Regions from separate parts of the Homo sapiens genome. Here region 1 is linked to region 2. The links are chromatin contacts, found by Hi-C or POLR2A ChIA-PET in ENCODE. All regions are on one chromosome and are shown on one strand. The core of a region is the stretch at or near the end of the contact, and the rest is flanking DNA. Distances in the headings are between cores, read along the strand shown. Region 1 overlaps MYO5B (myosin VB). Region 2 overlaps MYO5B (myosin VB).

The links. Hi-C counts contacts between places; a loop is a spot of excess contacts on that map. ChIA-PET counts read pairs that join two places held with the same protein, here RNA polymerase II (POLR2A).
Region 1: a loop to region 2 is called in a map of PC-9, with 5 times the contacts of the local background. The contact joins two enhancer-like sites. A Hi-C loop is called at or near these places in 2 of 168 maps with a recorded cell type or tissue (PC-9 and ovary). POLR2A ChIA-PET finds 5 or more read pairs at or near these places in 1 of 52 experiments (PC-3).

Annotation. Positions count from the first base shown.
Region 1 is chr18:50,158,719-50,164,073 of GRCh38, forward strand. The region is part of intron 1 of MYO5B (myosin VB); the gene reads right to left. Among named protein-coding and RNA genes, the nearest start is that of MYO5B, 34 kb to the right of the region's middle. Within about 2 kb of position 3,278, at least 4 of the 41 ENCODE cell types and tissues checked have a DNase peak (open chromatin) inside an H3K27ac peak, as active enhancers do; they include PC-3 and PC-9, where a contact is called at or near this core.
Region 2 is chr18:50,095,881-50,101,815 of GRCh38, forward strand. The region is part of intron 1 of MYO5B (myosin VB); the gene reads right to left. Among named protein-coding and RNA genes, the nearest start is that of MIR4320, 28 kb to the right of the region's middle. RefSeq lists enhancers at 3,914-5,113, 4,463-4,612. Within about 2 kb of position 1,276, at least 11 of the 41 ENCODE cell types and tissues checked have a DNase peak (open chromatin) inside an H3K27ac peak, as active enhancers do; they include PC-3 and PC-9, where a contact is called at or near this core.

The DNA.
Region 1 (5,355 bases), core at 2,028-4,527, 65 kb after region 2:
AAATGAGAATGCCAGTTCCCTGGCTCCCAATCCAGAACATGCCCCATTATGGTCTCCCTAAGGAGCCGGTGTTCTCTGAGGCAGGAGCTACAGTTATCAACCTCCTGGCACATTGTGGAAAGCTGTTGAGCATCTGATGATGGGGTAAGAATGATAATGTGTATGGATTACCATGAAGTCCTCTAGATTAAACATGAATCTACGCCTGTGCTACCCTACACCACGATGTTTGCCGTTATCATTATTAATGGACACTTCCAAATGAGAGCAGGCTGCACAAAGCCCTGCAAATTCTACAGCTCCTTTCATGCATGAAGACTAACAACCATGAGAGACAAAGGTTTAAACTCGTTATCCTGGGGAGACTCCCAGAGAAGTCAAACAGGTTTGTCCAGAGCTGTCAATCACTTCTGAAAATAAACAGACCTAGTTGAGAAGGTGCACAGCCAGCCTCAAAGGTTAACCAAACCCACAGTTAACCCAGGGAAGATCTCCTGACTCCTAAGAAATCATGCAAAGGTTGAAGCAACTGATTTACGCCCCCGCCAACTGCCACCCCTCTGCCATCAAAGAAAATATGCTTTCCTCTACTTTCTAACTCTGATATTTGATTATTTCAACCCCTGCAGAAAATCTCTCAGATACCAATCCCCTGGCATGTTCAAGGAGCTTTCACATGTTTATTACCTTCTTCAACCCTCACACCCATCTTTCCCAGGCTGGGCCTAAATATACAACCCAGGAAACTCAAGCTGAGAGACGTTAGTGACATTCAGTCACCCACGGGAGAGCAGTCAACTAAAGCTCCCAGCTCCAGGTGCTCTGCAGCCCCCAGGCCACCGTGCTTCTCATGCTCACAGTGGCTTTCTCTGCCCACATCATGTCAAATCCCAAATCCTCCCCCACAGACTTGTCTCCCAACTGTCCCAAAAGGAATCTTCTATTCTAAGAAAAAGTCCCTTTGCCATCCCGCACCTCCAGGCCTCTATGATGCCCCACGCCGCCAGCAACCAGCTCCCCTCTCTCCCAGTGTTTGTTACTCAAGGTCTTCACGTTCCACTGTTTAGTCTCCTCCTGCATCCTCCCCAGCACCCCCACGCCACTGATATCATGCTGCACATTCCGTGTGGCACTGCCTGTGCTGCTGCTGCCCTATCCAAGACTGAGCTTCAGATGGCAGGAACCCTGCTGCCCAACCCTCACCCTCCCTTGCAGAACAGGCACAGGCACACAGACGCTCCACATGAACAACGTAGCAACACTGGATCCTGGAGAGTCACAAGTTGGACAGTACTCACGCAGACGTGATGGCATGGCCAGGGGTGCAAATGGCTCCCCTCTGTCCATGGGACCACATGCTAACACGCACAACGTACCACAGTCAACACTTCCCAGCGGATGATAAAACACCAAGCAAGAATATCCACCGTAAGCATGGAAGCAGAAACAACGGGGCTGCCCGGGTGCACCTATGACCCTAACGTAGGGTCAGTGAGGGTAGCTGCTCTCTCGAAAACTCTATGTGGGTGGCTTTTCTTAATGTTCTGCTGTCATCTGCAGAGGGCAAGGCTGTGGAGCAGACTCTCTAAGGTCAGAGGCCACAGCTGGAGGATCTCAGTATTGAAAGGAGCCTTACAGATGGATCTTGGGTAAAACCCAGTTCTCTATCAGATGATGGAAAGCAGAGGTTCCCTGACTCGGGGGTTCTGTGGACCAGTTAATATTTACTTAATTTCAGAGACTATCAGCAACATTCTCCACAAGAACAGACATTTTAACTGCCCCCCAAAGTAAGGACTTCAGAAAAGGACAGTCCTCCAGCCGACTGTGTTCCTGGGGACAAGCCACAGAGCTGGCACACATTCCCCATGAAAGGTCAGGTAGCCATATGTGAACACCTCCAGCAATGAGAGGGTCGGGGGGTGGCTTGGGGGGCCACTCTGGGTCACCTGAAACTTGTGTCTTCAGATTGAGCTAGAATCCATCTCCCTGAAACTTTCACCCACTCATCCTAGTTGTGACCGCTGTGAGAGTAGACACAATCCTAGGGCCTAGCCCAAAGGAAATCCTCAGCACATATCAACTCCCCTAGTCCCTCCACTCTCGATTCCCTACACAGTTCAGAACTGTGTGGAGACTGCATTCCTGTCCAACACCCACCCCTCAGCCACCAGCAGCCCATTCTGAGCTCATTCTCTCCTCAGAAAAGCCCTGAAACACTGCGGCCATTCTCCCACGTTAATTTCCCAACTCCCGCCCTGTCCTGGGCTCTCAAGGCCACCCTCAGCTTGTGTCCTCCTTGTAGTACAGGGCTCAGTATTGGGGGCTGGACACAAAGCTCAAAGTTGCAGTTGTCCCTTGTGGAGCTCACAACCTGGCTTAGAAAAAGAGATTAACTCACATTAAACAATGAAGGACAATTCAGGAGCCCACGGCAGGCAGATCACCTGAGGTCAGGAGTTTGAGACCAGCCTGGTCAACATGGTGAATCTCCACCTCTGCTAAAAATACCAAAATTAGCCGGGCATGGTGGCACATGCCTGTAATCCCAGCTACTCAGGAGGCTGAGGCATGAGAATCACTTGAACTTGGGAGGTGGAGGTTGCAGTGAACCAAGATAGTGCCACTGCACTCCAGTCTGGACAACAGGGCGAGACTGTCTCAAAAACAAACAAAACACACAAAACCATGAAGGACCGCTCCCCTCTAAGGGAGTGGGGGGACTATACCTAAACACCAAATTGTGACTAGACCCCAGACACTGAAGGAATTTAGAGGAAATGGGCAGAAAGGACTAGGGTTTCGGGGCGGGGTGGGGGGGCACAGGAGTCACTGCTCTTACCACATTCTCTCTTCCCCTGAAATATCAGAAGACAACATGCAGCCCGACCCTGCTAGCTACAGCCACTACCTCCGTCTCCCTCAGACCCTGAAGCAGAAGGATCAGTGACCCTTAGAAAGCATCCTCCAAGACAATCAGGTTCTAGACAGAGTCCCCACTATGGGGCAACCAGGAAACATGGACAAGAGTCCCAGGTTCCTGAACACTGCAAAACACAACTCTAAGGCAGGAGCCCCTCCCTGCTGCCCTGAAGCAAAGTCAGGGACTGTGACAGCCAAAGCAAAGGCAGAGGGAGAAAGCTGCTAGGGGAAAAACAGCATGAGTTTTTGAGAATTCAAAGATGCCCCATTCAGGAAGCTGGGGAGGCTGAGGAACCTAGCCAAAGGCAGGGCCACCAGCTTTTTGCTAAACTGGTTTGGCATCCACTTTTTTGTTCATGGAAGTGGTTACATAGGTACCTGCGTGCAACGCAGATGGCCAACAGCCACTCCCTCAGTAGTGGTATTTCCCAGAAGGCAGGGAAGAGGTCTGTCTTGCAAGATGAGGTCACTACATTCTCCAATTCCCCTGTGCTCCAATCTTAAAGAAAAAGCTATTTCTCAAACTGTTCTGCATGGCCCAAACTCAGTCTTCAAATGGGGTTCTAAAATGTATTTCTGCATATCAACATTCTCCAACAGCAATATAGTGTGAGGAAAGTAGCCTTCAGAATCCTGAACCATCCCTCCCTCCCTCCCTACCCACAAGCAAATTCCTGCCAAGTGCTAGCATATTTTCAAAACATCATTACCACTCCTGATAGGAATCCCGGCGCCCAGTTTTTGATACCAAAAGTTAAGGGAAGCAGTAAAACATCTAATTTGTTGAAAAATTTGGAAGGACTGTGCTGATCTACCAGCAAGTTCAGCCTCCTGATAGACAACTCTTTTCTTCAAAGAGCGTATTTTCCATGAGATTGCCAACGATGCTTGGTCACAGCCTCCTGTAACTGATGAGGGGAGAGAACACCAGAATGTTGGCTCATCAGGACATCTTTGGCATATTCCAAAAGCAAACTGGGCGGCCCTGAGCCCTCGACCACATCACATTATCCACTAATGCACATTTCTTCACAGTGCTGGCACTGAGGCACATCAGATATGATCATCAACTGTTTACACAGAATCCACTGCCTCTAAGTGCTGCACTGTGCCAACCTTTCTGAGGCAGCACCATCTGCAACCCAGAGGTCAGCACAGTACTGCCCAAAAAGATCAGGCAACAAATCTTTCAGCTACACAGCACCTCACAGCTGATGCCTCCCCATCCCGTCCATTCCAGCCCTGTCACAGCGGCATCTCCCTCCCACATTCCAAGCTACTCGGAGCCACACCTATCAGCTAAGCAAAGTGTCCTTGATGGAGACCTCCTTTTACAAACTGGTTGAGGCAGTCATGTTTTACATTTCAATGATTTTTGTTTGTGTTCATGCAACTGTAGCTAATAACAAAAATGACTTCGTGAAGTATAGTACTATCAGCAGATCTTCTGAAATGAATTGCTACCAAGGTTGCCAGCTTTCCAAGACACAAGATGATTCATGACCTCATGTAGACAGACCTCCAGTGAATGCAAAGCCCAACCAAGCCTGCTAATATTTTTTCCTTTTTCCTCCCCATACTGCCACCTCATCACTCTCCAAAAGGGAAAAAGTCATGCACACGAATTAATCCACCCTGACATACAGAACTTGCAGTGGGGAGAGAGCTCGGCTCGTTCATGTCAGGGTGGTACCCTCCACTCTCCCAGGAGAGGGGCAAACAAGGGCACCATTCATGTTCCAGTTTTCCCCTCCATCACCACATCAGCCCAGCCCTGCAGATTTCATAAGCAATGGCTTTTTACTTTTTCTACCTGTCACGTTAAGGAAGAAGGGAAACCCCTGGCTGCAGCTCTGGGCAGAAACAGCATGAATCTCCTGGGGCACACAATCTTAGTTTCTCCTCCTATCTTATTTCAATACCATGAGGCCCCACCAGCAGCCCAGGTGCTGGATACTGTGGGAAATTTTCTGCAGTGCATTCCTGATAGCGTCCATGAGCAACTTCCCTAACAAAGGTAGTCTCTGGGCCAGAGTCTCCTAAAAACAAGTTGGGCAGAAACAGCTTCATTCAGCAGAGACCAGCTGCTTCTCACAAACCAGACTTGTTCAAGCTGCACCAGGACCCCATGGAGCTGGCCCCTCCCATGCCTGCCTGGACTCCAGGTGATTATTTTGCTGGCAGTAACAAAAGAGGAGAAAGCACAATCATTATGCAAATGTTAATTTGCTCTGAGATCCCAAATGACAGTTCAGGTGACTTCAAACATCCCATCCATGTCTAAATCCTAATAAACTTCATGTTTTAGCCATTAGGTAGGAATGTAATTCTATTTAAAAGAAAAATATCAAAAATTGTTCAAGTTATCAGAGGTACAACATTACAGGCAAAGAATATTTCAAGGGAATTAAGTGTCTCTTTTCTGCATAACAT
Region 2 (5,935 bases), core at 26-2,525:
TTAGAGATGAAAGTGTTACATCTTTGGAGAGGGAACAGAATTATTTGAAAGTCAAATGTGAGTCGGTCCCAAGTTTGGTGAGCAGGTAGGTCAATATCACCCACCTCCCAATCCCAATTCACTTCTGCTACCAGGGCATTCTCCCAGTCACCAAGCTCAGAACTTCGAAGAAAACTGTTCTGCCATATCTCACCATGTCTAACTAGGGGGACCAAATCATTTACTGTCCAAACCAGGACACTTCCCATATATGAAAAGGAGGCACATTTAACCTTATGTTGAACCACATTAAATAGCCACATTTGGCCATTTTTGACCTAAAGAAAGGCAGCTCCATGATTCACTTATGCTGAGACACTGGGCTGCAACTAGGCATTTTGGGGAAAACAAGGATTGTGTGCTCACCCAACATCCAAGCCATCCCCAAATCCTTTCAACATCTGCTTCTCACACCAAATTCCCCCCTTTCCCCCTCTGAAGCATTCTGACTCAAGTGTTTGCTCTTTACTTTTTAAATTAGGCTGTGAAGGCCAAGGTTGTCTTGCCTTCAGCCTCTCCCCCCTCCAATCCATCCCACCAAGAGCTAGAAGATCCCTCTTTCTAAAACTTAGGTCTGGCTATGTCACTCCGTGTTCAAGAAGGATCACTGTGGCTCCCAGAGCCTCCTGGATCAAGGTCACACTTCTTAGTCTGTATTGAAAGCCATTGAGGCTGATCTCCACTGGTCACCATTTCCATCTCTCCTTCATCCTAACTTCTACGATGTACCCACTTGCCCCAGCACCAGTCTGTCCACTGTAAATAAGCACAAGTCCTTTCCTACTTTGTTCACAATACATACTCTTAAAAAATCATCATCACCGTCATCATCAAACCCCCTTTGCCCTGCCTTGCATTTCTATTTCCTCTTCTCAATGTCTCTCCCCAGTGTCTTCCTGCTGGAGCTCCCTAGGTCCAACACTGGCTTCTATGCTGGCTCCTCAGCATGGCTACAATATACCCCTACCTTCAGACAACGTCTGCTCCCAGCTCCTGCGGGAGACAACACCTGGGCCAGCAGACCTGCCAGCCTCACCTGGCATCCATCCACAGGGTCAGTGCTTATGCTGGGCCTGGCTCCACCTATGAAGGGAAACCAACACTGCAGCATGCATTGTCAGTCCAGTGAAATGACTTCATTTCCCAGGCAAGTCCCCAGATTTTCAACACTGCTGTTGATATGGTTCCCTTGTCCTTCCTCCCCTATCTTTCTTCTCAAATCCTCCCAGTCTTTCATTGCTGGTGTCTTCCCTGACTTTCCTCCCATCCCCATTCCCCACAGATGTCATCACTCCCACCTCCGCATCCCTAGAATTGATCTCACCTCTCTTGTGACAGGCCAGTGCATGCTGGCTTGTGCTAGTGTGGCTCACATGTGCATCTCAGCCAGACTGCAGGCACAGTGAAGGCAGACACCCTGCCTTACCATTCTTTTGATTCCCAGTCCAAGTTCACTATGTGGTCCATCAAAAGTCCTCAATAAAGATTTAATTGTACTAATAAAACTTGTTTGGGCCACATATAACATAAAATGGCTTTGAACTCAACCATAAGAGAAGTTCCAAACTTCTTGAGAAATCGCGGTGTTATTTAAATCATTGTCCTAAGGTGACTTCACTGAACAACAACACTCATTTAGATGTGTAAGTTCTGGTCTGTTAAAAATCATCACTCTGCAGCAGCAGCAGAATGTAGGGCTTCCTCTCCAGGCAATAAGCATGATGGGTATGTCGACCTCACAGGCAGAAAGTTCCAGGTTCTGAATAAGTAGTCATCAAATGACACAAGCCAGTGCTTAGGGAAGGATGGTAAACTTCTGTTGCAAGTCCCAAGCCTCTCGGGGCCTACAGGCAAACCCTGACTGCCCATGAAGCAGCCGCAGGTGCCAAAGGACCCACTGCCAACAAGGAAATGAGGGCAGTGGATCACACACCCTGGTGAAACTGAGGAGGAGCAGAGAATGAAACAGGAAACTGGAGACAGCATGACTTCAGACCAGCAAAGAAAAGTCACCACCCTGGAAACTAATGCTCTACCCTAAACAAAGAAACTACACACTGCTTTTTGCCAAAGAGGCTAGTGGTATGAGTCAGGAAAGGACAAGAATGACCAACTTCTCACACCCTGAACCACATTCAAAGTCTAAGCCAAGAGAGCACCTCTGGAAGTCAGAGTAAAGAATTCCCTTCGAAATAAAATATTTGCTTTAACATTTACTCCACAATATAACTTGCTTATATCCAACATCCTCCATCAAGCAGGTCAGTTTGTCTACTTACTTAGGGGTATACTTCAACAACAGTTAATACCAACAGATTCGTGGAAACACTATGTTACTTAAAATCAGGTTTTTTTTTATCTTATAGGTGTATTGTTCCAATTGTTTAAGGGGCAAGGTGTAAACTAGCAATCGTTGCTTTGGAGTTACAGGCTCCAAACTTAGTTGCCATGTTCTATGGATTCCAATGAAGTTATAACATTCATATTAGATGTCCTAAAGAGTCCCATCAAAATCAATACCAAAATATCTACTGGTTACTAGGCTGGCTGTGAGGAAGCAAATACACAACAAGGAAATAGACTGCCTTAACTTCAAGTAGCTTACAAACTACAACTTAGCTTTGAAAAGGTAAATGTCCAACTGTGTGGTACAGATTGGAAGCACAGTGGCATGGGGACTGGATTAACTGGGAAAGGCTTGCAGAGATGGTAGGATTTATGCAGAAGAAAAAGAAAGTCTTAGAAACAGAAATGAAATAACATAGATAACATGGACAATGTAGTAAGCTCCTCTGTATCATCAATGTAATGACTCCAATACATGCTCTTGGAGCATAAGCAATCCAGGTACCAACAGTGGTCAACTGAGCAGCTGGGAAAGAAACCTTCACCAAAGGACAGCAGTTCAGATGATGGAACCTCTGATCCTTGCAGTCCAGCTCCTGTAATCCCAGAAGAAAACCCTAAGGATGCCAAGGCCACCAGCTTCCTAGTCACCTCTGTCAACACCCAGCCCCACTGTCAAAGTTGTAAACCTTTATACTCCCCTGAATGAATCTGAAGAACAGATTAAAACGGCCTTTATATGAATGATCCAAGCACAACTACAAGAGCTGAATGAGTCTCAGCAACTGCTTAGAGGCTTCAAGCACAAGTTGCCTTTTTTTCTTTCCATTTAATTCATCTTCTGACCATGAATTCAATCCGCATCCAAGCTTGTCTCAATCTGGAGTTTCTTAAAGTCTGAGGATGCACATTTCCAACCTAAGACACAACAGTGTTCATATCTTTTGTACCTACTGTTCAGAATAAGAACAACTGATACAATAAAACCCAAAACACCTGAAACAAAAAAGGCATGTCAAGCAATAATGAGAAGTAGGTTTGGACAGGTAGAGTGGGACAGGATCATGGAGGCTTCTCAACACAGGCAGCTGTTTGATGTTCCAGAGTGGATAAGTGACACAGGAAGACTGTGCTTCAAGGATACTTAGCAACAGTGGGACACACAGTAGAGACTTAGGGAACAGGAGGAACAGAAGTCTAACAAGATGCCATGGTTCCTTCCACTCCCAAAAGCCTGGCTTAGATGCAAAGCCAGCCAGTCAGCCAGCCTTGTAAGTAAAACGTAGTTGATTCTTGGGGTTCTACTACCAACAGGCCACCACAGAACACAAGGATCTTACTCTAAGTGAGACATTCTCAATTAGGGGTGATTTGGGCCCCCAGGAAACATATGGCAAGGACTGGAGCTTTGAGCTGCTTTTAAGTGGTGGGGATGAAGTTCCACATAATTTCAGCAACCATCTTTACATGAATTTGCAGAATAGTTAGCTGAGAAATACACGGTATCTTGTACTTATGTTCCCCCTGTAAAGCCAACTGGCTTCGTTGATGCCAATGGGCACCTGACATTAGATATATAAACTTTATCCTCCACCAAAAGGGCTAAATATAGACTACTATTTACTAGGGCCCGTGTGTGCCTGCCATGGGTTCACTGGGCCAGTTCAGGACACTGGACATAGGACCAGGGCTCCACAGTCTACACACAGATTCTCAGTGTCCTAAAGCAACCTTCAGAGATTTACCTCCCACATCACTATAGGTGCCTTCCAAGCTCAGATCCAAGATACACAGCCAAGATATTTCAGCAACAACCTGGCTAGAAACCGGAAGAACACTATAAAGTCACATGCACATTGGTCCAATGACAGAAGGAAGGAGCTTATTTTCTTTTCTACATGAGCACATCTGTTTGGATATTCACTAGAGTAAATACTTAAATGACTAATTCACAGTTTCACTTTGTCATGGTTAAAGTATTTTATGAGACATCTGCTTCTGCTAAATCAGGATCTTGTTTCCTCCTGAGCTGTCACACTGAAGGCAGGAACATATGATGCTGGTTGTGTTGCACCAGCAAAAGCTTGAGAGAATAACCTTTTCAGACACAAGACTCCCAGCTTCCTTTGGTATCTGTGAAGCATCTATTACTGCAAGTCAACAGACCCACTGACCACAGGAAGACCTCAACTAGTGCACAGAATTATGCTTCAACTATATTCAAGTGAGAAACGGCCTGCATGGTATGGAGGGAAGGGAAGTTTTACCCCTCTGCCTACCACCCTCCCCACTTTCTACTTCTCTCCTCTTTCCCCAAAGCACATCGTACTGACTGGTCAGGGTCCAAGACATTACCTGGTACTAGCTGTTGCTCAGGCACAGTCACTGGGGGCCAAAAGCCACATACTATGCATGCATCTCCCCTCTCTTTTCCAGGTCTAGGGATCAGCAAACCAAACCAGAGCTGAAGATTCCTCCTAAAGCACTGGGCTCTTTCTCTGCTCTCTTCTTCTTGTCTTTGCTTTGCAAGGAACAATCAATCAGAGCATGGCAAGACCCCTAGATGCGGAAGTGGCTGAGGGAGAGCTGGAGCCAGCAGCATCACCCGAAACTGCAGTTTCCCACCCAGAACTCTGCTTTGGGAGGGACAGGGCTTGGGCCAATGAAAACCTAGAACTTCAGTTACTATTTGGCAATTGTTCCTTAAGAAGACCACAGGTCCGGGGAAGGGAAATGGGGAGGTATTGAACAATCAGTTACAAGATGAATAAGCTCCGTGGATCTAACCTACAGCATGGGGACAATAGTTCACAATAGCATACTGTATAGTTGAAGTTTGCTAAGAGGGTAGACCTTAAGTGTTCTCACCACAAAACAAATCCCCCAAAATGGTAACTATGTGAGGTGATAGATGACGAGTATGTGAATTAGCTTGATGATAATCATTCCGCAATGTATATGTACATCAAAGCATCAAGTTGTACACCTTAAGTGCCAATTTTGTCAACTGTACCTTGATAAAGCTACATGGAAGGGAAAAAGAAGGTCACAGGGAAGAGGGGTACTTAGTGAGGCACCAGCCAGGTATCCCTGAGTCCTGGACCATCATATTCCTGTATGGGGCCATCTTCTCTGTAAGTCCTAGGCATATTGATTGACACATATTAAAAAGAAAAAATAACTATAAAAATGCCTCACCTACAGAATGGGAGAAAATTTTTGCAATCTACCCATCTGACAAAGGTCTAATATCCAGAATCTACAAGAAACTTAAATTTACAAGAAAAAAAAACAGACAACTCCATCGAAAACTGGGAAAATGATATGGTACTTCTCAAAAGAAGACATATTTATGCAGCCAACAAACATAAAAAAGGCTCAACATCACGGATTAGCGAAATGCAAATCAAAACCACAATGAGATACCATCTCATGCAGATCAGAATGGTGATTATTAAAAAGTAAAGAAACAATAGATGCTGGTGAGGCTGTGGAGAAATAGGAATGCTTTTACACTGTTGATGGGAATGTAAATTAGTTCATTGTGGAA